4 separate regions of the Homo sapiens genome follow, and regions 1, 2 and 3 are each linked to region 4. Evidence: chromatin contacts called from ENCODE Hi-C or POLR2A ChIA-PET data. All regions are on one chromosome and are shown on one strand. The core of a region is the stretch at or near the end of the contact, and the rest is flanking DNA. Distances in the headings are between cores, read along the strand shown.

Evidence for each region. Hi-C counts contacts between places; a loop is a spot of excess contacts on that map. ChIA-PET counts read pairs that join two places held with the same protein, here RNA polymerase II (POLR2A). Pooled maps may share reads with other maps.
Region 1: a map with no recorded cell type shows a loop between it and region 4 (5-fold over the local background). The contact joins two enhancer-like sites. A Hi-C loop is called at or near these places in 1 of 37 single-sample maps with no recorded cell type and 1 of 50 pooled maps. POLR2A ChIA-PET finds 5 or more read pairs at or near these places in 4 of 52 experiments (CD4-positive, alpha-beta T cell, T-cell, activated B cell and 1 more).
Region 2: a loop to region 4 is called in a pooled map, with 4 times the contacts of the local background. The contact joins the promoter of LNCATV here to the enhancer-like site in region 4. A Hi-C loop is called at or near these places in 1 of 37 single-sample maps with no recorded cell type and 6 of 50 pooled maps. POLR2A ChIA-PET finds 5 or more read pairs at or near these places in 7 of 52 experiments (B cell, Caco-2, HEK293 and 4 more).
Region 3: a loop to region 4 is called in a pooled map, with 4 times the contacts of the local background. The contact joins two enhancer-like sites. A Hi-C loop is called at or near these places in 1 of 37 single-sample maps with no recorded cell type and 3 of 50 pooled maps. POLR2A ChIA-PET finds 5 or more read pairs at or near these places in 6 of 52 experiments (GM12878, HEK293, HepG2 and 3 more).

The regions. Positions count from the first base shown.
Region 1 is chr1:235,271,879-235,279,018 of GRCh38, reverse strand. All of the region lies in intron 2 of ARID4B (AT-rich interaction domain 4B), which reads left to right. Among named protein-coding and RNA genes, the nearest start is that of ARID4B, 53 kb to the left of the region's middle. RefSeq lists an enhancer at 6,974-7,140. Within about 2 kb of position 3,083, at least 7 of the 41 ENCODE cell types and tissues checked have a DNase peak (open chromatin) inside an H3K27ac peak, as active enhancers do.
Region 2 is chr1:234,961,979-234,968,675 of GRCh38, reverse strand. It overlaps LNCATV (lncRNA negative regulator of antiviral signaling), which reads left to right and starts at 4,677. Exons shown (of 4, transcript NR_125945.1): 1 at 4,677-4,909. RefSeq lists enhancers at 5,029-5,078, 5,099-5,398, 4,712-5,911.
Region 3 is chr1:234,879,795-234,886,275 of GRCh38, reverse strand. No RefSeq gene overlaps it. Among named protein-coding and RNA genes, the nearest start is that of LINC02971, 74 kb to the left of the region's middle. RefSeq lists an enhancer at 3,609-3,678 and a silencer at 4,062-4,198. Within about 2 kb of position 4,740, at least 4 of the 41 ENCODE cell types and tissues checked have a DNase peak (open chromatin) inside an H3K27ac peak, as active enhancers do; they include GM12878, where a contact is called at or near this core.
Region 4 is chr1:235,100,474-235,107,807 of GRCh38, reverse strand. No RefSeq gene overlaps it. Among named protein-coding and RNA genes, the nearest start is that of SNORA14B, 24 kb to the left of the region's middle. RefSeq lists an enhancer at 2,599-2,738 and a silencer at 3,359-3,528. Within about 2 kb of position 3,412, at least 7 of the 41 ENCODE cell types and tissues checked have a DNase peak (open chromatin) inside an H3K27ac peak, as active enhancers do; they include GM12878, where a contact is called at or near this core.

The sequences.
Region 1 (7,140 bases), core at 1,834-4,333, 170 kb before region 4:
GACCACTTCAGCCTGGGAGGTGGAGGCTGCAGTGAGTTAGGATTTCCAGCCTGGGTGACAGAGTGAGTGAGACCCTGTCTCAAAAAAACAAATTTTCAGATGTTGCTGATGGTGTTGGTCCTGGGAGCATACTTTGGGAACCACTTTTCTAGTTTATAATACAATCCACAAACTTATGTAAACAAGAAAAATGTAATCTGTAAAATTCCCATGTACAGGAATACCAAATACAGTGTGCCAAAAGTGGTAGGACAATTGAAGACTTCATTGTCAACCCTGCTGTGTTGTGCAGCTGCCACTTTTCCCTCAGAATGTGTGTGTTCACAAGGTGTGTTGCTTTTGTAGATCAACATAAGAAATACTTACTAGTAAAGTTTATTTCTTATCTGTTTTTAAGATAAGTAAATTAACAGTTCACTATTTTTTGTGTGTGCTCAGTTAATCTTCCTCATATCACCTGGAATTTATCATCTCCCTTGGGTAATCACAGTCTAGTAGATTCTCTCTTCACCATTTTCTTAGGGAAAATGGATTGGCAAGGGAAATGCTAGACTATTTTAAGGGATTTATTGGCTTTTCTGTCCCACTGGGAATGCTTATAGGAGGGGATGCCATGAAATGTTTTTCATGATCTCAGTGGGGATCAGAAAATTCCAGCAGAACGGAGGCTAGGTGGGCATGGTTAACACATTTAGGTAGGAGGGCATGTTTGATAATGAAATTCTGAAAATGTTTGCATGTGCATTGAGATCCCTAGGTAGATAAGTAACCTAGTAACTTATTTGATTGGTATAGTTTTTTAAAACTCCAGGTCTGATGATAATCTAATATAAACTATTCTATTGAATGCTTTGAAATTGAGTCTGTTTAGTTCTGAGAGGCCATTGAAAGAAGGCAAGACCGAGTATCCTGGAAGGCCTGTTACATACCCCTGTATGTAGCATGGCCCTTTCTACTTGCCTTTGCTAATGATACTTTGTGTGTGTACATTTACTTAAATAGCTGTGCAGTGGGATAGGGGAATAATACTCAGGTTTTAAAATCTGATTTTGGCTCTGACTTAACCATTAATTACTGGTGACTCAAAAGAATACCACTGTGACCTACCAGTAAGAGTAGGTGCATATGGAGAGTCAGGAAATAGCATTTTGATAGAGTTTTGACTTAAATATGTTTCCTTACACTCATCTTGAAATTGTTTCTTATGGTCCTAAGTGAATAGTTGGAATAGATATCCTCAGCAACTAATAGAATCTCCATTTAGTGTGAGGTAGTATGGAAGGAATGGCCAAGAAAAGCCATTTAGTGCCACCATTAAAATCCTGAAAGATGCTGGGCAAGGTCATCAGGAGAAAAATGTAAAACAAAACCAATGAAACACACACACACACACACACACACACACACACACACACACACACACAATATAAGGCATTAAAAATGGTCTCATTTACATTATTATTATTATTTTTTTTTTTTTTTGAGACGGAGTCTCGCTGTCGCCCAGGCTGGAGTGCAGTGGCGGGATCTCGGCTCACTGCAAGCTCCGCCTCCCGGGTTCACGCCATTCTCCTGCCTCAGCCTCCCGAGTAGCTGGGATTACAGGCGTGCGCCACCATGCCAGGCTAATTTTGTATTTTTAGTAGAGACCGGGTTTCACTATGTTGGTCAGGCTGGTCTTGAACTTCTGACCTCAGGTGATCTACCCTTCTCAGCCTCCCATAGTGCTGGGATTACACTGCACCCAGCCTCTAAAATCTTTTTTAAATTTTAGAGAGAGAGTCTCTCTCTGCCACCCAAACTGAAGTGCAGTGGCACGATCATGTCTTGTTGCACCTTTGGCCTCCTGAGCTCAAGTGATCTTCTCACCTCAGCCCCCTGAATGGTTGGGACCATAGGCGTGTGCCACTGAGCCCAGATAATTTTTTTATTTTTTATAGAGCCATGTCTTCCTTTGTTGCTCAGGGTTTTTCTTGGCAAAAGCATATTGCCAGAACATATCTTTTTTTTTTTTTTTTCGGAGATGGTGTTTTGCTCCATCACCTAGGCTTGATTGCAGTGCACAATCTCGACTCACTGCAATCTCCACCTCCCGGGTTCAAGCGATTCTCCTGCCTCAGCCTCCCGAGTAGCTGGGATTACAGGCACCCGCTACCACTCCCAGCTAATTTTTTGTATTTTTAGTAGAGATGAGGTTTCACCATGTTGGCCAGGCTGGTCTCAAACTCCTGACTTCAGGTGATCCCCCCTGCTTCGGCCTCCCAAAGTGCTGGGATTATAGGCATGAGCCACCGCGCCTGGCCAACATCTCTTTTTTAAGAGAAATAACTTGTAATTTCTTTCTTTCCTTTTTTAAAGAGACAGGGTCTTGCTGTGTCTCCCAGACTGGAGTGCAGTGGTGTGATCATAGCTCAATACAGCCTTGAACTTCTGGGCTCAAGCAATCCTACTGCCTCAGCCTCACAAGTAGCTAGGACTACAGATGTGCACCACCATGACAATTAGTATTCTTGCTTTATTTTTTCTTTTTATTTGATAAGAAGTTTATAACTTTGAAAAATATGAGTAGAAATGTAAGAGTCTGTTGAAGATGTAAACTATTGTTTTTTAAAAAGTGTAAATATATTTTTAATAAGATTGTAGGGCCAGACGCATCTGGTAAGGGCTTAAAAGCTGATTTTTAAAAATTGATAGCCAGAGGTTATATCTTACTAATGTTTGCTAATGCTACTAATTAGCGTTAGTTTGCTAATGCTACTAATGTTATAATAATGATCTGATGACCTCAAATAGCTTTTCAAAAAAAAAATCTTTTTTTTTTTTTTTTTGCTTCGTATGTTCACATTTCATTATTTCTTACTGGTCAAGATTTTTTTTCTTTTTTTGAAAGTCTCTGTCTGTCACCTAGGCTGGAGTGCAATGGTGTGATCACAGCTTGCTGCAGCCTCTACTCCCCAGGCTCAAGTGATCCTTCTGCCTCAGCCCCCTCACTAGCTAGGAGCCACAGGTGTGTGCTACCACGCCTGGCTAAGTTTTTGATATTTTGTAGAGATGAGGTTTTGCCGTGTTGTCCCGGCTGGTCTTGAACTCCTGGGCTCAAGCAGTCCTCCCACCTTGGCCTTCCAGCGTGTTGGGATTACAGGCGTGAGCCACTGTGCCCAGCCCAGGATTTTTGTATATTTTGACAGTTTAGCTTAAAAATGTAAACTGGAATTGGTTTAATATTTGTCTAGATGTGATCTAAGTTCTGAATATCCCAGGGCATTGTGGGTGCTCAATTAATGTTTGTGGAATTGTAACTGTATTTGATATTATTTCTATTTTGATAATAGGCATCTGATGGGTTTAATTAAAGCTATTTTGGTTATGGGTAATAGAACCCATTTCAGGTGATGAAAAGCAGAAAAGAGAATCTATTATAAGGGTACAGAGCATCTCATGGTACCCAAAGAGGGGAACTCCAGTTTGGCTTGAGGAGGCAGTTGGAAAGCTAGCAGGAACTAAGGCTAGCTATTCTCTCAGTCACTCAGAGAACCCACAGTTTCTTATGTGCACTTTTTCCCCCTCTGCATCTGTTTTATTTCTTACTTCCTCTCAGCAGACTGGTTTTCTCTACTTCTCCCTGTGCATGCCAGAAAATGGCTACCATAGGCTGCATCACATCCTTTCTCTACCGGCTAATTGGTTAACCTAGCTTTAACTTCATAGCAGAGTAAAACCGATCGGCCCAGTTTGGATCAGGTGGCTAGCAGTCTAATGAATTACTTGTTGGCAAAGCATATTGCCAGAACATATCTCTTTGTTAAGAGAAATAACTTGTAATTGATACTTGTCATGTTAGTGACTTAGTCTTTGTAAAGCTGTGTGGGCTTCTTTGTCGTAAAAATTTGGTCATCTGTAAGATAGTTTGTCCTTATTTTACTTATTAAAATATGATTTGTTGGGTCCCTCATATGTGCATAGTCATTGAATAGGCAGAGCGGTCTGCGCGCGTGCACACACACACACACACACACACACACACAAAATTAGGCCTAGTGTTGGATTTTCCTACTCTTACCATTGTGCCTGTTTTTAGTATGCATTTGATTTAGCACATGATAATCATAATTCAAAGATAAGTCTGCAGCAGACTTAACATTTATATATAGAGTGTTTTTAAGGCAGAAGGTATTATTTACCCTCTTTTTAGAAGTGGAGAAACTGAGAATCAGGGAGTAAAAATCAGTCAACTAATAGGTTGCAGATCGTAGCCATAGCTGAGTTGAGATATTCTTTACACAAATTATGGCCTTATTCTTCTATATCCTTTTACCTCTATGTGAGTGTATATCAAACTGGACTTCTCCGAAATTCTCTTTGGCCTAGTTTGCAAGTTCTCTGTGTAGAATAAAAAATTACATTTTTAATTGATTATTTTTATCAAGTAATACATGCAAATGACACTAAATTCAAAAGGTATATACTTTATTATTGTTTTATCTTGAGTTTCTTCCATTTCATTTCATACAGAGAGCTAAAAAGATTTAATATAAACATTTTCTGGGTCATTTGTACATCTGGATAGCAGAGAACTATTAGGTTGGTGCAAAAGTAATTGTGGTTTTGCAATTACTTTTATTTTTATTTATTTATTTATTATTTTTGAGTCGGAGTCTCACTGTCACCCAGGCTGGAGTGCAGTGGTGTAATCTCAGCTCACTGCAACCTCCACCTCCCGGGCTCAAGTGATTCTCTCTGCCTCAACCTCCCAAGTAGCCTCCCAAGCCACCACCACGCCCAGCTAATTTTTTTTTTTTGTATTTTAGTAGCTTTTTTGTATTTCACCATGTTGCCCAGAGTGGTCTTGAACTCTTGAGCTCAGGTGATCCACCTGCCTTGGCCTCCCAAAGTGCTGGGATTACAGGTGTGAGCCACTGTGCCTGGCATGCAATTACTTTTAATGGCAAAGACCACAATTAGTTTTGCACCAAACTAGTATAATTTCAGTTTCTGCAATTACTTTTTATGTTTTACAACCAGCGTTCATAGTGAGTAGTATTACTTCGCTTGTTGCAGGTTTGATTATAAAACAACGGAGATGGAGTTCACAGTAAGTGATATGTTCCTACATCATGAGGCAACATTGATCTCTCCAGCAAAGGTTTTGTACTAGTTTACATAGGGAAAAGTGGTGGGAGAATTGATTCGTTACACTGTGCTCAATATTAAAAGCATGCTAGTCCAAAGTAGTCTGTGCCATATTTGTGTTTTGAGTGTGTAGTTGTAGCAGAATATCATCCATCATATTGAATTAATGTTCTTACTTGAATTTCATTGATTTTGTTGGTTTGTGGAATTTAGTTTGCAGATTTGGTTTTATACTTGTACAGTTCCGTAAGAATAAATAATTCTTAGCTACTATATGACTACATTTTATCAGGTACAAGTATACATTTTCTACATTTTAACATCTCTGAAATCAGGATGCATTTAGCAGTCAATTGATGGTATATCGTAGTTTAATTGGCAGCTTTTTTCTTTTTTAGTGGTAGGTGTGGTTTACAATTAGTGACTTAAATTAGATGAAATATGGTAACTTTATGTTTGTATGAATTTCAGTAACATAAAAATAAACCATCATCTCTGTAAAGGAGAGATAATTTACTTTTTTTAAGTTTAAGAACAGCTGTGTAGGCTGAGTGCGGTGGCTCATGCTTGTAGTCCTAGCACTTTGGGAGGCCAAGGCTGGCGGATCATCTGAGGTCAGGAGTTCGAGACCAGCCTGGCCAACATGGTGAAAACTCGTCTCTATAAAAATACACACACATGAAATTAGCTGGGTGGGGTGGTGCACGCCTGTAGTCCCAGCTACTTGGAAGGCTGAGGCAGGAGAATCACTTGAACCTGGGAGGCAGAGGTTGCAGTGAGCCAAGATTGCGCCACTGCACTCTAGCCTGTAAATATAACTGCCAGGAACTTGAGATTTCAGAAAACATTTCTCCAGAGTATCTGGAAAATCACCTGGCTTACCCAAACAAAATTGCCACTTGTGGATATTTGCTACCAATGCCCCTATCATTCTTCTCTGTAGTCCTGTACTCATAAGCTTAGCTGCTTAGCTGCTCATACCTATTCTTGAACTGCTTCTGTCACTAATTTCTACGTGATCTGATTGTTAAGTACAAAATCTTCTTTAAAAAGAATGGTAATAATAAATTAATATAGACATTTATTTATATTGAGTGCTTATTACATGTGATTTTATGTGTAATAGGCCACATTGGTATTGTATGTATTTAATATGTAATTTATATTTAATTATAATATGTAATAAATGTATAATATAAAAGTGAACATATGTTTTATTAGTATGATAAACTACACTTTACAAATGTGAAGCTATGCTCAGATAAGTTAAATAATTTTTCCCAAGGATGATGGATCTAGTAAGTTATGAACCTAAAGTTTGATCTCAGATATTGATTCCATAGCTCATGCTTTTTCACCTGTTTATATAAGACGCTTCTGATTATAAGGTATTTTTGAAATATAAATAATATTCAACTTAAGAGGAATCTCATTTAGCAGGGCTTAACTAATGTCTAATCTTTTTTGTGTTAACAATTATCTCATGAATTTCTTCTATATGTAGGTGCTATTCTAGGACCAGGGCATTCATAGGTGAATAAGACACTATTTCTATCTTAAGTAGCTCAGTCTAGAGGACAGATAGGAATCATTAAAATATGGTATAAAATGGTCACTTTTGCAAAATGTTGGTATATTTGGGAAAAGGAAAGTCAGTATATAGTGTTACATCAATGAGTATTTAGCATAAGTTACCAAAGGGCTTACTACAGTAATATTCTGAATCTAGAATGAATTTTGTGACTTAGTGTTTAATACATGTTGTGTGGGTCCGTTTCTTTTGGTCACTAGACAAGTAATTGATAGGTTTTCAAGTGATTAAAGATTGATGTTTCTTGTTGATGACGTCTTTCAAAATCATATTCTTGAGGATATGAAACACGATTAAAAACTTGGTTGGTGGGGATTATTATTATTATTTATTATTATTATTACTTTTTGAGATGGAGTCTCGCTCTGTTGCCCAGGTTGGAGTGCAGTGGCGTGATCTCGGCTCACTGCAACCTCCAC
Region 2 (6,697 bases), core at 3,428-5,927, 140 kb after region 4:
AAGTACTGTTTCCAGGAAGAGTAGGCTTGGCGGAGGCAGGTAGGTGATGGGTTGAAGATACCATGTATGTAAGCCCAAATATGAGGCAATGCCCTATTTCCCAATTGGTAGGTTACACACATTTTGTGTCCTTTGTTGTTTTTTTTTTTGCCATCTTGAATGTATACTTTTTTTTTGTTTTTCAGATGGCGTCTTGCTCTGTCACCCAGGCTGGAGTGCAGTGGTGCGATCTCGGCTCACTGCAACCTCTGCCCTTCTGGTTCAAGCAATTCTCCCTGCCTCAGCCTGGTGAGTAGCTGGGATTACACCATGCCTGGCTAATTTTTTTTTTTTTGAAACGGAGTCTCGCTCTGTCGCCCAGACTGGAGTGCAATGGCGCGATCTCGGTTCACTGCAAGCTCCGCCTCCTGGGTTCACGCCATTCTCCTGCCTCAGCCTCCCAAGTAGCTGGGACTACAGGCAGCTGCCACCACTCCCGCCTAGTTTTTTGTATTTTTAGTAGAGACGGGGTCTCACTGTGTTAGCCAGGATGGTCTCGATCTCCTGACCTCGTGATCCGCCCACCTCGGCCTCCCAAAGTGCTGGGATTACAGGCGTGAGCCACCGTGCCCTGCCATGCCTGGCTAATTTTTGTAGTTTTTAGTTGAGACAGGGTTTCACTATGTTGGCCAGGGTGGTCTTGAACTCTTGACCTCAGGTGATCTGCCTGCCTCGGCCTCCCAAAGTGCTGGGATTACAGGTGTGAGCCACCGCGCCCGGCTTGATTTTTTTTTTTTTTTTTGAGATGGAGTCTTGCTCTGTCACCCAGGCTGGAGTGTGGTGGCATGATCTCGGCTCAGTGCAATCTCTGCCTCCCAGGTTCAAGAGATTCTCCTGCCTCAGCCTCCCGAGTAGCTGGAATTACAGGCATGTGGCACCATGCCTGGCTAATTTCTGTATTTTTAGTAGAGACGAGGTTTCACATGTTGGCCAGGCTGGTCTTGAACTCCTGACCTCGTGATCCACCTGCCTCAGCCTCCCAAAGTGCTGGGATTACAGACATGAACCACCATGCCTGGTGGCTTGAATATATACTTTTAATGATGTAAGTGAAATAGTCATATTTCTAGTTAAGAATTTAATTTATTGACTTGGTTACTTGTTTGTTTGTTTATTTATTTATTCGTTTGAGACAGAATCTTGCTCTGTCACCGAAGCTGGAGTGCAGTGGTGCGATCTTGGCTCGTTGCAACCTCCATTTCCAGGTTCAAACGATTCTCCTGCCTCAGCCTCCGGAGTAGCTGGGACTACAGGCACGTGCCACCCCGCCTGACTAATTTTTGTATTGTTAGTAGAGACAGGTCACCATGTTGGCCAGGCTGGTCTGGAACTCTTGACCTCAAGTGATTCGCCTGCCTGGACCTCCCAAAGCGCTAGGATTACAGGCGTGAGACACCGCGGCTGGCCAGTTATATTTAGAATCACATGCATAAATATACTTATTTAGGAATCTTGCTTTTTTGTTACTCATTATTCAGACTATTTATCAACAGTCTTTGTCATCACTTGTGCCCCCCATCTTTTTTTTTTTGAGATGGACTCTCGCTCTGTCACCCAGGCTGGAGTGCAGTGGCACAACCTCGGTTCACTACAACCTCTGCCTCCCAGGTTCGAGTGATTCTCCTGCCTCAGCCTCCCAAGTAGCTGGGATTATGGGCGTGTGCCGCCACACCCGGCTTATTTTTGTATTTTTAGTGGAGACGGGGTTTCACCATGTTGGCCAGGCTGGGTCTTGAGCTCCTGATCTCAGGCAATCTGCCTGCCACGGTCTCCCAAAGTGTTGGGATTACAGGCATGAGCCACCATGCTCAGCCTTGTGTCCCTTTTTGAATGATCTGACTCAATCTTCCAGAATACTTCATCTTGCTTCTGTCCAACTGCCTTTGAGATTTCGGACTTTTTGAGTCTGTATGCTATGCTCACTGGAAATGTTATCTCAAGCCTTCATAGCCATGTGCTATTTGCCATCTCCACAAAGCTGACTTCTTGTATTGCTTTTAAAAGGGATCTTCATGGGGCTATGTAAGGAAATATTCATGCATTTTAGAGGTGCATACTAAAGTAGGAAGGAGTGAAATGGCATGAGGCCTGCGATGCTCTTTAAAAGATTTCAGCAAAGAGAAAAAAAGTAAAACACAATAAATGAAGCAAACATCAAAAAATCGAGTAATTGTTAATCGAGTGACAGTTATATGGAGAGTCACTGTGCTATATGCTCCTTTTGTCATAATAAAATTTTAAAATATAAAATAAACATTGTCATAATAAAAGTTTAAAATGGGCTGGGCCTCGTGGCTCACGCCTGTAATCCCAGCACTTTAGGAGGCTGAGGCAGGTGGATCACTTGAGGTCAGCAGTTCTAGACCATCCTGGCCAACATGGTGAAACCCTGTCTCTACTGAAAATACAAACATTAGACAGGCATGGTGGTGGGCACCTGTAATCCCAGCTACTCGGGAGGCTGAGGCACGAGAATTGCTTGAACTTTGGAGATGATGGAGGTTGCAGTGTGCTGAGATTGTGCCACTGTAGTCCAGCCTAGATGACAGAGCAAGACCCTGTCCCAAAAAAGAAAAAAAAAGTTTAAAATGAGCTTTAAAAGACTGGCTTACAGGCTGGGTGTAGTGGCTCACACCTATAATCCCAGCACTTTGCGAGGCTGAGGTGGGCAGATTGCTTGAGTACAGGAGTTTGAGACCAGCCTGGGCAACATGGTGAGACCTTGTCTCTTAAAAAAAAAAAAAAAAGAAAAGAAAAGGACTTGCTTACAATATCTCTCATGCTTGTAATTGGAGGTCATACCTTCAAGAATAACTACAAAAGCTTTTATTTTTCTTTGTATTAAAAAACCAAATCAACAAAAACTATTCTTCCAGACAACCTCTATAAACGTTCCAAACTAAAATTCATGAGATTCCCTTCAGAGTATTTTGTTGTTCCAAATAAAGAAATTCTGTAATATAAAGAGCTTTTTAAGACACAGATATAAGGTGATGCCTTATACTTGCCTATCCATCCTATTTTTCTCTATGCTTTGCTGGTCTGAGTAGACAGGGTTGGTAATGACCCCAAATGGAACACTTCTCTAAGTGATGGGAAGATCTCATGCAGTGTCCTTCATCAGAAGTACCCATTACCTAGTGCCCTTGTTGGCACTGGAGCTGGAAGGCTCAGGATAGCAGGGAACAGGCAGCCCACAGTCCTGGAAGCAGGCCTGGTGGCACAGGCCTGGGTATGGAGTGTCAGTGGTGGCAGAAGAGGGGAGTCACTGTTTTCTTCATTAGTTAATGCCTCTCCCCTGGAGGGAGGGCAAGAGCTATGGTCTACACAGCCAAAGTGAGAGGGTGGTTGAGCAATTCTCCAGCAAACTCAGGCAAAATCAGGCAAGCATATTTAGGCCTAGAAGTCCTGGTTACCACAGCCTAAAGTGATAGGGACAGAAAGTGAAAGGAACAGAAAACCAGTCTGTATTTGTTTTATGTGAATTTTGGAGCAATGGCTTTTCCAAAGGAGGAAAGAAGAAGTTATTCTTTTTAAAACACAGTTGAAGAAGAGGATGCTTTTCCTATGGACATAGTAGGCCATTTACCAACGAGTTATTAAGATAAAAAATACCTACTGGGCCTGTGTAGGAAGCCTGGAATTCTCTTACTTTATTGTATTTTCCTCTAAGGATATATTGCGTTATTCCACAACAGGCTGGTCATAATCTTTGAGAGATTTACTTCTGAGACTTTTTGGTGTGGCTTCATTCACACTTCACATTTCCTAAGAGAGACAATTTTGGCTACTTTGAAAGAACCCTCCCTCAAACATAAACATCACAGCATCCTGACTTTAGAGTGTCTGTCTCAACATTTCAATGTTAGAAGGTTTATTGGAATGCAGACAAATAAAATAAGATAAATAAAATCTCAGTGTGCTTAAACTGAGAGCAGGTTCTTTTTTGGAAGATGTGCGTGTGTGTGTGTGTGTGTGTGTTGATGAGCTAAGTGTTGATTATAACCCAAAAAGACGGAAAGTGTGAGATTAGATAAGTGTCTGCTAGATCCATTATTGCTGTGTGCATTCTGTGAAATGGGCTTAGAGTTCACTGGTTGTAGCTGCAGGATAAAGTTCACTTGTTGTTTATTCTCAGTCTGATTAGGCCACCATTGAAAACAGAATGTGAACTACTGTCCAGAAGCCCTCTGTGAACTTCAGGTCTGCCTTAGGAGGGACGCTTCCAGCGAGGGAGCGCGTGATGAAGTCTGCAGGCATTGCTGGGGCAACGCTAAGTGGCCGCTGGCCAGGGTAGAAGTTAAACCAGGAGATGGCTGTCAAATGCAGTTGTTAGGTGTGGCACATCTTTCTCAAGCTGCTGAGCTGAGCAGGAAAGAGAGACGTTTGTTTATGGATTTATCTCATCTATAAGACACTCTTATTAGATGAACTCTATATCAGTTCTATGTAGAACTCTGTACCAGTTCTATAAGGCACTCTTTAATCTGAATCTTTTTATTTGCTCAAGAGAAAAATAAGTCTGACTTGCATCCCATTGAAGATTTAGATTGCACTGTTTACATCTTTCACCTGCGCCGCGGTAGCGTCCTCTACCGATGCTATCCTACGTTGATTTTTCCAGCAACCTGGGAAGCAACCTCATAGGTGGTTTGGGATGTCTTTTGGCTGTGCTTAAAAATTTCCAACAGATTTGCTACACATCTTAGGATAAATATGTTTCCTGTGAATTGTGATGATTTCTTACAGTACATTTGCAAGCATGTGTATGCATCTGCAGGAAACATAGCCTGGCTCTGTGAAGGAATACTGCTGTGACCGCAAAACTGTTTCTGTAGAATTTTCTCCGGTGTGGTCATCCTGCCTTCAGGTCAGTGAATAGATGGTGTTTGGACAGCGTCTGGCACAGATACTTTAACCTTAAAGCTTAATGTATAACTGGTATTTTTTCCCCCTTCTGTGTCAGCAATTGGCAACGGGACACTGTAAATAAGGATTCTGGTTTGTAAATGGACGTCTGTTCCTCCAGGGGAGGGGAAGGCTGGAGTAAGCAGTTTTGAAATTCATGCTGCAAGTGATAAGATAATTTGAGTAACCTGTAAGACCTGTGGATTCACAGGTTTCAAAAACAGGAAAGTCTCTTGTTTGAAAACCCTCTAAAGCAACATGTGGGCTTAGAAAAGAAGCCGGCTTGTGGTTTGGTGATTGTACTTCCTTATTGATATAATGGCCGCTGACGCAAGGCCTCCTGGGATTGCAGCGCGGTGACCGCAGGCCTGACGGTTACCCTGACCGGGTTCTGAAACAGCCCGGGGCTTTCAGCACAGATGAGAAGTCTAAAAATTTCCCTTTTCATTTCCTCTCTTGTGTGACTTTGTCATTTTTAAAAAAACTGGTCACAGAAAAGGGAATTTTGCCCATGCTTTTAAGGAGTTTATCTCGACTGAGTAGCTTCCCCGCCACTCCTCTAAAATCCCTCCTCAAAAACCCCAAGTTAAAAAAAAAAAAGATCTATTCTTGTAGATTTTTTTTGTGTGGGTCTATGTTTCATTCATCTGCTTTCAGGCTGGATTTATAACAAGCAGAACTTTTAAAACGGTATGATTTTAAAATAAAATTAAAAAAAAAACACGCTGAGATCTTTCCATAGCTTTGGCTTCTGGGAGTTGAAAGCGCAGGTACGTGCTACATCTTCTGGAAACCTAACCCTCGCACGCCAAGCGGGAGGCTCTTTTGGTCAAATACTCCCAGGACTTATGCTTGAGTTCTGAAATAAGTGAAAGCAGATGCCATTCCTGTGCGACATAGCTAACTGACCGCAGCCCAGAAAGTTCTGTTGGCTAGCTGTGTGGGGGCTGTCTTAAGCCCTGAAAACATTCTGCATCAGAACTCAGCTTCAGAAAGGGGTTCCTGCTCTCCTGTCTGCCCTGGAGATAGTCACGCATGACAGCTTGTGGGCTGACTGAGCATTTAGGCAGCTGCTTTTCCTCTCTCCCTCCAGGAGGAAAATAGAGCAAAAAGGTAGAACTTACTTCCACACCCAAGTTTCTCCTGAAAGCACTGTGCCTGTTTTGTTTGCTACACATCTTGGGTATGTATGTTTGCATCTATGCATGCAGGCATGCATGAGTTATTTATGTGTGTTATTTGGTCCAGCCTTGAAGCTCCTTTTATTTTTCAGTGAATTGAAAGAAGGTAACCTTTGGATGTATATATTTTAGTGCTCCAGCAGATTACCAGTGAAACATGCCGACTCTCACCAAACCACCCCATGTTGCCAAATCTTCTCTCTTGGCCCTGATGATGTGCAACTTAAAACCAAGGTCCAGGTTGACTGCACAGCAGAGTTTACTGTTCGCTCTCTCGCTCTCTCTCCTCTCTCTTTTTTTCTGTAAGCCCAATAAATCTGCCCTATCACGTCATTGAGGCCACAAGGAAATGTAATCCTGCCAAGTGTGGGAGTTAACAAAAACTGCCAAAGTCTTAAGGTTGCAGAGAGAGCAAGAACCACTTTCTGGGTTACGCATGTCTACTGTGTATGTGCAGGGGTGCCATGTGTATGTACCGCGTGTGTGTGTGGGTACTGTGTGTGTGCATGGATGCTATGTGGATTCACCATGCACTACCATGTGTGCATGAGCACCATGTGTGTACACTG
Region 3 (6,481 bases), core at 3,491-5,990, 220 kb after region 4:
CTGGCTGCTGACCTTAGCCGAGGGCTCCCTGCACTCCCTGGATGTGTGGCCTTGGGTCCCCTGAGCCAGGAAGCTGGTGAGGATGGCTGGCCATCTGCAGGCTCCACCTTCCCACCTATGTCCCACTTAGCCTGCCCCTTTCAGAGGTTCCATGTTCTGCACCATAGACCCCTGGGCCATGGGAGACCCTAGCTGGGGAGCCGTCAGCCTCCTGAGGAGTGCTGACATCCTCTCTGCTCTACCTGAAGATGCTGAGTCTGGGTGGGCTGGGATGTCCAGCCTCCCTCTGTTTCTTGGCAGGGCGTGGCCTGGTTTTCTGGTCTCCTTTTGCTTTTGACCTATGCGACCCTCTTGGAATAGCTGCCACCCCACCAGACTGGCATGTGCATCTGGAGTCCCTCCCCCAGAGCCCGGGCCTCAGAGGGCGTGTACAGTTTGGGGCAGAGAATAGCCAGCTGGTTGTCAGGGGATTGCCTGTAAGAAGGGCTGTTGGTCTCTGAAACATGAAAGGGGAGCTGAGGACACCAGCTCAGTCGAGGGATAGTGAAATACAATCCCAGGGCTGTTGCCTGGCTCACTTGCCTATTTTGAGGGCTGGCCCAACCCTGGGCCTGCGTGTCTGTCCTCGTGGGGCCTGCTCGGTAGTCTTCAGTCCTTCCCATGATCACCCTTGGGCCAGGGGATCCCCGGAAGGCTGATCCAGTTACTCAGATAGTTTTGTGGTGCACCTGTGCATTCCTTTCTACATTTGAGAGATGTTTATTAAATAATTGCTCTGTGCTAGGCTTTTGGGAAACAAGTTAAAAAATAAGTGTGGTTCTGGCCCTCGGACATCTCACCATCTCAAAGACATGGCAGGCAAGGAGAGAGGTATGTCAGCAATGAAGAACTACAAAAATCTCAGGAGCAGACAGTCATAGACATTTGTTTTGTGGATCTGCAGGTTCAGGCTGTAGGTCTTCAGGGGTTGGCGGGGCTGATTTTACTCCATGGTGGTTCACCCTGGGTCCCAGGCAGGAGACTCTTCTTTTGATGATGGCAGAGATACAAAAGAGCAGTGGAAACATGCAAGGCTTGTCAGGCCTATGCTTGCAGCAGACACACTGGCCCTCTAACCACATACCTGTGCCCACTGCAAATTATACAACCAACCTGCAGCCAAGGGTTAGGGAAGAGCTCTCCTCTGTTGCAGGGCTGAGGGTGCAGGAGGGAAGAGCCAGGCTGATAATCCACCACTTGGGCAGTCTCTGCAGGCATGGGTGCCCCTGGGGGCCAGGTACAGACTGCAGTGGGGCATGAAGGAGCCTGGGACATGTGGCCTGGGAAGCTGGAGGCTAGTGCCTTGGGGCACTAGGACAGGGCCATGGGGAGGCCACAGGTCAGCAAAGGCATGAATGACCTTGGCTTCTTGGGCTGGGGAAACCAGAACCTCCAGGCAGGGTCTGTGTAAGTGCTGGTCCCTGGTTGCCTCAGGACCATGGCTGGCTGTATGGAAGGAGGGGAAGGCCCTGACTTGTCCTGCTCCTGCTCCTGCCCAGTCCAGCTTGCTCCCTCAGTCTTGGACAAAGCCCAGGTATGGCAGGACTCAGAGGTCCATGCGTCCAGAGAGGCATTCTTCTTTGATTTCTTTTGCCAGCATCTGCCTTTCTGAGTATGGCACCAGAGGCTCCCCTCTCCTCTGCATGTGCCAAGTGGAGGTGAGTATGAGGTCTTCCCTCTGGGGCCCTGGAGCCACATATCCAGCATTCTCCAGATCACAGCAGTTTCTCTGCCAGTCCCTTCATTCAGGCCACCAGCACCTGTGCCCTCCTGATGGGTCTCTCTGATTCTACCCTTGCACCTCCTGCCCAAGTGACTTCCTAAAATATAACTCAGAATGTGTCACTTTCTGCTGAGCCCCATCTAGGGCTTCCTATTGCACTGAGGGACCAAAAAAAAAAAAAAATCACACTCCTTAGGATGGTGTCCAAGGCTCTGCACCTTCAGCCCTTGCTCTCCTCCCCAGCGCAGTTTGTGCCGCTGGCGTTTGCATGCCACGCTCCTGCTACCTCACCTTTCTTCAATCCCTCCATGTGCCAAGCCCTTGCCACCCTTTCTCGGGGCCTTCACACCTGACCCCTCTGCCAGGAGGGCTTCTCCTCCCACCTGCTCCGGGTCCCCTTCACCTGCCACTGTCACATCTTGCTTGATGCAGCTGAAATATTACTCCTCTGGAGAAAAGTCCACAGCCCTCCAGCCTTCCATGAACCATGTCTATAACCACATTTCTTTGTGTTTATAATTCCTGAACTTTAAAGCACTCATTCCCTTGTTAATATATGTGTATGTGTGTGTGTGTTGGGGGGGTTTTCTGGTTTGTGCCTTTCTCCTCCTATGAAGGATAGGAGGCATGTGGGTCCTCCTCACCACTGTGCTCTCAGAACCTAGTACAGAGCACATACTAGGTGCTCAGTAAATACTGGATGGAGGAATGAATGACAGAGTGATGCCTTAACATTGTATGGGGTGGAAGCTATGACTTTTGATTCTGTTCACATTTAACTGGGGCAACCCTTGAGGATGATCCTTTGCACTCTCTCTGAAATACTTAATAATCAATCATATGTACCTGGTCAGAAAGAACATAAGAATTCCAAATTACTCCTGTCCACTTGACTTTGTCCAGTAAGGAATTTAAAGGCAAACAGATCCTGAAGTTGCATTAGAACCCACAAAGATGACATAGGGAGTAAGAAAAGTTATTTTAACCTCCGGATGTTCTTCCCCACATGATCTAAGCACCTCTGGTGCCCTCCTGTATGTTCTGTCTTTCCTCACTGTTCTGCTCAGCACTTAGACCCCAGGCACAATGACCCTTGAGCTCCCAAAAAACATGGCTGCCTCCCTGTGATGTCCACAGCCTGCTGTGGAAAAAACTTAGTAGGAACAACTGTGCAAAGCCCATGGAGAGAGCCAGGACCACAAAGCCTTCTCTACAAGAGAATTGGTAAGTCCAGCCTCATGGCTGCTCTGAAGGGCAGCAGTAAGTCCTCTAGATAATCTGACCCTTGCACAGCCCTCAGCCCTGGGTTTTGCTAGTGGTGAGATGTGCGTGGGACAGGCACCCATTGGTGGCGGTTGTCCCAGACAGGCCCTTGGTAAATGATGTTGGGCAGAACTGAGAGTTCCTGCAGCGGTTCCTGAGGAAGAGCACCCAGGGTGCCACCGCTGCTAGGCCCTGGTGATTGATGTCCCCTGGCTGTCATCTCATCAGACCCCTGCCTGCCATGCACCTCTGTTCCTAGTTTGAGAATGTAGGCCAGACAGGCCTGAGGACAGCGTTCAGATGGGCAGAGCTGAGAGGGGCTGCACGGTCAGCCTCTGAACCTCTGTCAGATCAAGACCTGCCTGCACCTGCGGATGGGGAGGGAGGATGCAGAACAACTAGTGCTCAAGGAAAGGCTAAAGGATTTCTTGGTGGGCTTAGTCTCACAGGAAATGATAACCTCTACTGAATGAGTGCTGTTCGAGGTTTACCTTGTGTATGCATGGAGCAGAAGGAGGCAGAGTGACTTTGAGGAGCTCAGGGCCTGAGGTGGGGAGAGAGAGACTTGGGACAGACAGTGAAGTGACCACGAGGAAGGCACTGCCTCTGAGGTTTGAGGAGGTCTGTGCTGAGGGCTGAAGGCTAAGAAATGCGACAGGGGTGTCAGAAAAGGCTTCCTAAAGGAGTTGGACTTTGATCAGGGTTTTGAAGGATGCATAGAAGTTTTCCAGGCAGAAAGATGGGGAGTGCATCTCAGACAGAAGAACAACATGAAGCAAATGAACAAAATTGTGACAAAACATGATCAAGAACAACAGGAGCCAAGAGAGACCCCGTGATTTGAAATGCATGAAGTGTGTGGTTTGGTTACATAGTAGAGATCAGGTCTCTGTCTAGACTGATGATACAAAAAGTGATTATGGAACTTTCACTATTAGGTGTTACTCTCATTTTACAGATGAGAAGGACTAAGGGCATTTCAGTGTCTTTCCTGTTGTCACACAATTAGTTAAGTGGTGGATGCAGATTTCAAGCCTTGAGTCTGTGGTCTTTCCACTGAGCTGCGCGGCTTCCCTGGAAGAAACGCTGAGGGTTGACGGCTTGACAAGGCAAGATTTAGTGTAGTGAAATGCAAAATGTGTTTCCTGAGTGGCTCTAGGGTTACCCTGCCTGAGGGTGGGAGGCTGGCAGATTAGTGAGATTTTCATACGGTTAGCACTGGAAAGCCGTTCCACATGATGTCATAGGGTATGTCAATTAACAAGCATGTTCCACTCAATAACTCTGGGAAACATTCAATTAGACCTTATAGATGATCCCTTCATGCAGGACTTCTCAGAGTCTGCGCCTGGCTGATATGCGCTGTGAGTTTCTAAAAGAATGCCTGGTAGCCCTGTCCCTACTAAAAATACAAAAATTAGCCAGGCATGGTGGTGTACGCCTGTAATCCCAGCTACTCAGGAGGCTGAGGCAGGAGAATTGCTTGAACCTGGGAGGCGGAGGTGTCAGTGAGCTGAGATCGCACCACTGCACTCCAGCCTGGGTGACAGAGCGAGACTCCGTCTCAAAAAAAAAAAAAAAAAAAAAGAATTCAAAGTACAGTGGTGGTTTTCAGTGTGTGGGCCAGAAGTTTCAAGGGTCCTTGAGACCCTTTCAGGAGGGTCAGTTAAGTCGACACTACTTTCAGAACAAGACTAAGGCATCATTTTACCCTTACTTTGTCACAAGCATACACTGGAATTTTCTAGAGCCTACATGATAGTGCAACAGGTTGAATTCAGAAGCAGAAGTGAAAATCCAGCTCTTAAGCGGAACACTGAGGAGTTGGACCAAAACGTGGGACAGTGCCACTCTTTTCACTGGTATTTTTGTTTTGGGAAATAGAGTCATTTTTCACAAAAATATGGTGTTAGCAGGGAGTAAATTTATTATTATTTTTAAGTGAACGATTGCATATTTTAAAAAATTTCCAGTTTAATTTTGATGATAGTAAATATTGATAGGCATAACCCACATAAACAAAAGCTCTTTGAAGATTTTGATTTTTTTTTTTGAGACATGGTCTTGCTCTGCTGCCCAGGCTGAAGTGCAGTGGCATAATCATGGCTCACTGCAGTCTTGACTTCCTAGACTCAAATGATCCTCCTGCCTCAGCCTCCTGAGTAGCTGGGACTATAGGTGCATAACACCACACCCGGCTAATTTATACATTTTTCTGTAGAGATGGGGTCTCGCTAAGTTGCCCAGGCTGGTCTCAAACTCCTGGACTCAAGCAGTCCTCCCGCCTTGACCTCCCAGGGTGCTGGGACTACAGGCAGGAGTCACTACATCTGGCCTACTCTTGATAATTTTTAAGGGTGCAAAGGGTTCCTGAAACCAACAAGTCTGGGGACCACTGGGTATGTAGTATTTCTTAAACTTATTTAATCCAGAACTTCCCTATCCACCCATTTTAGGTCAGATAGCAACTATGCATCTCTTGGCATAGTGTTCCATATGGGAAGCGTTGGAATAGATGATCTTTGGTGGAGTCTGTCAACCCTGAGTTTAAAATGTGGCTCTGTCATTTAGTAGCTGTGTGACTTTGGGCACATTACTTAACCTTCTGAGTCACAGTTTCCTCATCGGTGTGATGGTGATAATAGTATAGTATTAATGTTACCTACACTCTAGGTTTGTTAAGAAGATCACGTGTGATGATGAATGAAAGGCACTCAATACAAACTAGCACCCAATAAATACTACTACTAATAATATTTGAAACAATAATATCATGATATATGACTCTAGGTACATCTTCATTAAAGACAATAACAATAATAAAAGTCTGTGAGAAATAGAGGAAGGATTGACTCTGAATGGGAGTCAGGAAGACCATGGTAGTTAGAAGAGATGGCTTCTCTGGGGTCTGACCTTGATTCTCTCACAAAAGACCTGGAGGTGGCTTTCCCACAGCTGAACTAGTGGTTGGCAATGAGGGGGCCTCATGTCAGTCTGTGGCTTAGGCAGGATCTAAAATGAGATTTTTTTTTTTTTTTTTTTTTGAGACAGAGTCTCGCTCTGTCTCCCAGGCTGGAGTGCAGTAGCCCGATCTCGGCTCACTGCAACCTCCACCTCCAAGGTTCAAGCGATTCTCCTTCCTCAGGCTCCCAAGTAGCTGGGAGTACAGGCATGTGCCACCATGCCTGGATGATTTTTTTGTATTTTCAGTGGAGACGAGGTTTTACCATGTTGGCCAGGCTGGTCTTGAACTGGTGACCTTAAGTGATCCATCTGCCTTGGCCTCCCAAAGTGCTGAGATTATAGGCATGAGCCACCGCATCAGGCTGAGAAGCTTTTGTATTCTTGTGTGATCAGCCCCCAGTGCTGGTGGATACTGAAAGTATTTGTAGGCCCGGAGAGTATGGGACAGGCCCAGGCCTCCCTCAATAGCACTCTGTCAGATGCATCAAAAGG
Region 4 (7,334 bases), core at 2,163-4,662:
CCCCTGGTGTCTCCATTCTTCCTGGGTGATTTCTCCCTCTCTGCTTTCAGCAGCCACCTGTAGCTGATGACTTCCTCCTGTCCCACTTCTTTCCAGCCTCACTGCCACTATTTTAGGTAACCCAGAGTTATTGCAGGTCCCATCGCCAATCCACACAGCTGCCTGAGGAATTGATCTGAAACATCATGTCCCTCGTATGGCATCCGAGGCCCTCATAATCTGGCCTGATTAACTCCGATCTCACCTCATGTGCCATCCTTCCCCCAAATGTGCCTTCCTCTTCAGCTGTCCTCCTGCGGGGCTCCCTATGCCTTGGGCAACTGTGCTTACCACCCCAGATAGCTGGATGAACAAAATAGTCCCTGATTTTACCATCTCATTGAGAGAGTCTTAATGTAGCCGGCCCAGGTCCAGGGTTCTGTGCCCCATGTTGATGATGCTGGTATCTCCATTCCTGGGATATTCCTATGGCATTTACCAATGTCTACTGTCACTTCCTGGTGACTTGTCCATCTTTCCTACCAGACAGCTCCCAAGGCATGTCTTACTGACCATCGGATTCCCCAGCATAGAGCATAGTTAAATGCCTAGTAAATAATGAATGGAAATCCAAATGAACAGAAATGGGATTTTTCACCACAAAATTTAAAAGATTCTTTGGGATTACACATGCCAGGTAAGTGGAAGGAAAGAAACATTGTGAGGAGTAATCTATTTTAAAACCCACTTAACTCACTTGGTTATTAGAAATAGTGTAAGTTTGAGAACAGGAGAAGGGAAGGGATCTATTTAGCTTTCTGCATATTTCTTGATAGCCTCCTAACCTAACAACAAAATGCCAAAAAAAAGCAAACCTGGCAGCCATTGAAGAGCATTCATAAAGGTTTTTGTTTTGTTTTTTTGAGACAGTCTGCTCTGTCGCCCAGGCTGGAGTGCAGTGGCACAACCTTGGCTCACTGCAGCCTCCTCCTCCCGGGTTCAAGCGATTCTCCTGCTTCAGCCTCCCGAGTAGCTGGGATTACAGGTGTGCACCTCCATGCCTGGTTAATTTTTTGTGTGTTTTTAGTAGAGATGAGGTTTCACCATGTTGGACAGGCTGCTTTCAAACTAAAAAAAAAAAAAAAAAAAATTCTGAGATGGCCTTTTAGAAAAAACCCAAAAACATAATTAAGAGTCATTTTGAACCACCCTTTCATGGAAACTTGCCAAATACAGGGATGACTTAGGTGTCATTATAGTTCAACATTTAAGGGTGCTCTGTGGCCCCGTCTATACCCTGCTTTTCCCAAACCTTTTTAAAAGACAGGATTGTTTTGTTTCTTAGCTTTCCCTTGAGCTAGATGAACTACAGATCAGCAGTCCAGGTAGGCAGCTTATTCAGAACTTTGACGACTTGGAATTTAGTCTACTTTCACAGGTGACAGATTTTTAAAATTCACTTATATTCAGAAAAAGAGGCCAGGCACAGTGGCTCATGCCTTTAATCCCAGCACTTTGGGAGGCTAAAGTGGGCGGATCACCTGACGTCAGGAGTTTGAGACCAGCCTGTCCAACATGGTGAAACCCCGTCTCTACTAATAATACAAAAATTAGCTGGGCGTGGTGGTACATGCCTGTAATCCCAGTTACTTGGGAAGCTGAGGCAGGAGAACTGTTTGAACCTGGGAGTTGGAGGTTGCAGTGAGCCATTGCACTCCAGCCTGGGCGACAAGAGTGAAACTCTCTCCAACAAAACAATACAAAAAAAAAAAAAAAAAAAAAAAGGATGCTGGCTAAAATAACCATGTCTTTACCAAATGTTGGATGGCAGAAGACAAGACTTTCCAAATCTTTAGCTACTCAGATACTGTTAGACATTCTTAGCTCAATTTAAACACTGTCACTAAATAAAAAAATTTAGGAGTGACTAGTGTGAATAATAGCTATTGTGGCTTGAATTCTGACTCATTTGCTGACTGACTTTGGGTAATTAATTACTTGGTTATTTGATTACTTAGAGCTTTTTTATTTGGAGAGGGAGTTTTGCCCTGTCGCCCAGTCTGGAGTGCAGTGGTGCGATCTTGGCTCACTGCAACATCAGCCTCCCAGCTTCAAGCAATTCTCCTGTCTCAGCCTCCCGAGTGGCTGCGACTACAGGCATGTGCCACCATGTACAAATACATTTTTGTATTTTTAGTAGAGACAGGGTTTCACCATGTTGGTGAGGCTGGCTTTGAACTCACAACCTCAAGTGATCGGCCCTTCTTGGCCTCCCAAAGTGCTGGGATTACAGGCTTGAGCCACTGCGCCTGGCTTTTTTTTTTTTTTTTTTTTTTTTAACTGTTTTTCACTGCTGTATCCTCAGTACACAGAATGGTTTGTAACACGAGACAGACACCTCAGTAAAAGCCAGATGAGGGCTAGTATTAGTAAAACCTGTCAGACTGTTGCATTTGAAAAACGAAACAAAAACGTTGGTTCCAGGGCACTAACCACCATGAAATACAGTAAGTGTACATCTCGGTTATAGTTTACTCCCTACCCACAGCCTTCCTCTCCCACAGCGGAGAAACAATAGTGAATTAGTTTCTTTCTCAGAGAGACTTGAGGTATGTGATGAAAGACAAGTCCAAGAAACAGTGAAGCCAGCTTTGCAGACATCAGCCCTAGAACCAATGGTATTATTTCCCAGTGCAAATGATAATTACTCCGACCTACTCATCAAGACAAGAAAAAGCATCTCTGATCAATTTTCAAAAGAGGCTGGGTTGGTGTAATTATAGTTAATAATACCCATCTACGGAGCTGTTGCCCCTGACACACACACCCTTGAGTTGTCAGCCTCAGACTTCCATTTCTAGCACCTGTAAGCTGGTCAAGTTGTGTGCACTGTAATGTGTCACCATGAAACGAAAGAGAAGTACCAGGTGAGCTCTCTCTCTCTCTGTGTATATACGTGTGTGTGTGTGTGTGTGTGTGTGTGTGTGTGTGTGTGTGTGTGTGTACGCCTTGCCTGAAAATGATTTAAAGCTACTAACCGGGCCCCATGGAAATTCAGTCTCATTGCATAGGGCTCCAGGCAACTGAGTTACTGGACACTACACCAGGTCTTGGGTTTTTTGAGATAAAAAATCAGCAAAGTATGTGTAAAGTAACATTTCTTACAAAAATAGATTTCTCTCTTCTCTCAACATGGCATCAGTTTTTTCAATATATTGGCAAAGTGGATCCATCCACGGTTCTGGGTCCTGGCTGTGCGTCCGATCGCCTTTGTCAGCTGGGGGAAGACTCAGGGTGACTTGAGCCAGGAGGACCGCGGAGTGGACAGCCGGTACCGCGCGCTCCCCTTTCCCTTGTTCTAAACTGGGCTGGAGAAGTTCATAGGATTTGCTCCGTCTGTACCGCGTGCGCTGTGAGCGTTTTCATCAGGGCAGCAGCAGACGCGAAGGAGCGCGCTGGCGCCCTCTGGCGGCGATCCTAGGGTGCGTCCGCGCCGTGCCTACCCCCCGGCCTCCGGGAGCCTCGAGCCCCAGCGCGACTGTGATTCTGCCAATTACAGCGATCATCATAGCGAAATGAAAATGCTCCGATTATTTGTTTATAAATAAAACCGTTCCTCCTGGAAAATGTGCCAGGATGACATTTTGTGAAGTCCTGTTTCCAGTCTTCGTGAATTAAAATTCTAGATGGGAAACTACCAGACAGGAGAAGATAATTGAAAAGGATAGTTGAAAGGACTTCTGACTTGTCCAAGAAGAGACGCAATTCCAGGTTAATCTTCAGAGTGAGTCAAAGCAACGTAAGTATGATCTTTTTCTACGAAAGGCAAAGAATAAAATGTGGCAGAGGGTTTCTACAACTCCTTACCTTCCCAGTTCTGTAGAATCACCCTACAAAAATAGAGGGGCAGCTGTGGGGTGGCGGAACGAACACGGTTTTTAGAAGCAGGGGCTTGGGTTTGAGTTCTAAATGTGCAGCGTACTGGGGCACTTAACTTCTCTGAGGCTTAGGTGCCTCATTTCCAAAGGGCATGAGAATATCTTCTTTTTTTTTTTTTTTCCTTTTTTTGAGACGGAATCTCGCTCTGTCGCCCAGGCTGGAGTGCAGTGGCGCGATCTCGGCTCACTGCAGCCTCCGCCTCCTGGGTTCCAGGGATTCTTGTGTCTCAGCCTCCCAAGTAGTTGGGACTACAGGCACGAGCCACCACGCCCAGCTAATTTTTGTATTTCTAGTAGAGACTGGGTTTCACCTGGGGTGGGGGGAGGGGGGAGGGATAGCATAGGAGATATACCTAATGTAAATGACGAGTTAATGGGTGCAGCACACCAACACGGCACATGTATACATATGTAACAAACCTGCACGTTGTGCACATGTACCCTAGAACTTAAAGTATAATTAAAAAAAAAAAAAAGGCACACCTGAAATGCCAGCTGCTCCTCTGAGACAGGCGGCTCCCTCAGCCAGCTCAGCTGTTCTAGCAAAAAGGCGTTTGATTCTGGGCCAAGCCCAGAATAGGGATTGTCTCCTCATACTATGCCTCTGGCTTCCTGGAGTACAGATTTATGGCTTCTGAATGTGGGAGGAGAAAAAAAAATCCTTAAATCTAAGTCAAAAGCCTGCTAGAACTACTCTCTACAGCTAAACAGAAATGAGCTACAAACTCCTGTCGTGCGGCTTAAATGGAGAAACTTGTGAAGGGATCTGGTTTTGGGTTACTGACATGCTTGAAGGTGCTCATGAGTGGTGGTTTTCCTGTCTTCAAAGTAAATTTTAGGAACAATAAGTTCACTTTGATCATTATCTCTAGGTTATGGGGTTATGGATGGATTTTTTTTTTTTTTTTTTTTGAGATGGAGTCTCACCCTGTCGCCCAGGCTGGAGTGCAGTGGCGTGATCTCAGCTCACTGCAACCTCTGCCTCCCAGGTTCAAGTGATTCTCCTGCCTCAGCCTCCCCAGTAGCTGGGACTACAGGTGCCTGCCACCACGCCTGGCTAATTTTTGTATTTAGTAGAGACGAGGTTTCACCATATTGGCCAGGCTGGTCTCAAACTCCTGACCTCAGGTGATCCGCCCATCTCAGCCTACCAAAGTGCTGGGATTACAGGCATGAGCCACAGCGCCCAGCCAATTTTTGTATTTTTAGGAGAGACGGGGTTTCACCATATTGCCCAGGCTGGTCTCGAATTCCTGACCTTGTGATCTGCCTGCCTTGGCCTCCCAAAGTGCTGGGATTACAGGCATGAACCACTGAGCCCGGCCGGATTTTTCTTACTTATACTTTCCTGTATTTTTTACATATTTGGCCATAACCACGTACCCTTCATAGAGTAAGAGAAAGCAAAGTAAGGTGTTTTGTCCATGCTTATAGACCCAGGCAAACTGAAGCAGAAGGGGACTTTGTTGTTTGACAGCAGGGTGGGCTTCAGGTACAGCTGGATCTGGTTTCTTTCTCTCTCTTCATCCTTCAGGTCTCACCTCTTGATTGGGCTGTAGTTTTGGGCAGATGCTTCCCTCCTGGTCCCAATACAGCTGTGGTAGCTTCAGACTCATGTCCTTCCAATTTCAAGTCTAGTGGCAACAATTTCTATCCTGTGATTCCTGACAAACTGTTCTTTGCGTCTCTTTGGCTCCAGTTGGCTCATAGATCTGCCTAAAATTGAAGCACTGTGGCAAGGCAGCTGGCAGAACTGCTTGACTCACACCCATCTCACATGCGTCACTCCTGAGATGGAGTTGGAACCCTCTGTCCCAAGCACACGGGCTAAGAGTAGGAGAAGGATAGTTTCCTGGAGGGAATTTGGTGTCCAGCTGTCAAAACAGGGGGAATAGATAGGTAGCAAGAAAATCACAAATGCTGTCTTCCTACCTACTTCCAGAAAGGATTTGCAGTAATGCAGGGAGAAGAAAACTGAGGCTAAGGAAAACTGCTGTAATTAACCCAGAGTTTAGCGCTGAGCTTCCTGGTAGCCAAGGCAAAAGGGAAAGACTTGTTCACAAAATGCTAACCCACCAGGATTAAACAGGAAGAATCAACACCTCTGATAAAAAATTTCCTATGACTCCAAGGCTCAGGGCTGTTTTCTACTTCTGCTTTATTCTTTCCTTCTCAATCTTTCCTTTCTTTATTTTCTTTCCTTTCCTCCCTTTCCTCCCTTCCCTCCCTCCCTCCCTCCCTCTCCCCTTCCCTACCTCCGCCTCCCCCTCCCCTCCCCTCCCCTCCTCTCCCCTCCCTTCCCCTCCCCTCCTCTCCCCTCCCCTTCCCTTCCTTTTTTTGAGTTGCAGTTTCCCTCTTGTTATGATTTCAGCTCACTGCAACCTCCGCCACCTGGGTTCAAGTGATTCTCCTGCCTCAGCCTCCCAACTAGCTGGGATTTCAGGCATGCGCCACCATGCCCAGCTAATTTTGTGGGTTTTTTTTTTTTAGTAGAGACGGGGTTTCACCCTGTTGGTCAGGCTAGTCTGGAACTCCTGACCTCAAGTGATCCACCCACCTCAGCCTCCTAAAATGCCGGGATTACAGGCATGAGCCACTGCACCAGGCCCTCCTTCTCAATATTTCTTAGTTTTCATTTTTTTCCTTTCATAGACAATCTTCATTCCCTTTTTTTCTCATGTCACTGAGATGAGTCCTTATCCCATGTCTCTGTCTAGAGCCAATATGTGGCCTGTTGACCTCTCTTCACAGTTGGATGGGGAGCCATCAGAACTTCCAGGGTTTGGACTAGCTCTGTGAGAACACGCTATTAGATACTCCTGGAGGGAGGTGGTTAAACTTAAAGGAGGTTCAAAATTCATTGCCAGGACCGGGCGTGGTGGCTCACGCTTGTAATCTCAGCACTTTGGGAAGCTGAGGCAGGCGGATCACCTGAGGTCAGGAATTCGAGACCAGCCTGACCAATGTGGCGAAACCCCGTTTCTAATAAAAATACAAAAATTAGCCGGGTGTGGTGGCACATGCCTGTAATCCCAGCTACTCGGGAGGCTGAGGCAGGAGAATCGCTTGAATCGGGGAGGCGGAGGTTGCAGTAGCCAAGATCGCACCATTGCACTCCAGCCTGGGCAACAAGAGCAAAACTCCCTCTCAAAAAAAAAGAAAAAAAGAAAAAAAGAAAAAAAAAATTCATTGCTAGTGGAGGATCTGCCAGAAACAAGGCTCAAGAGACCTAGGGTTCAGTCCTGTTTCCCTTTCAAAGTCAGCCGCCCTCCCTGGACTCTTTAACTGAGAAAGGAATGAACTGGATCAGCTGTTGACCCCAACATTGCCACATGACTCTGCAAAACACCCATCACACTGTGGGAACGTGAAATTCTCACTAACGCCCATTTCACAGTGTCTTTTGCATCAAAAAGG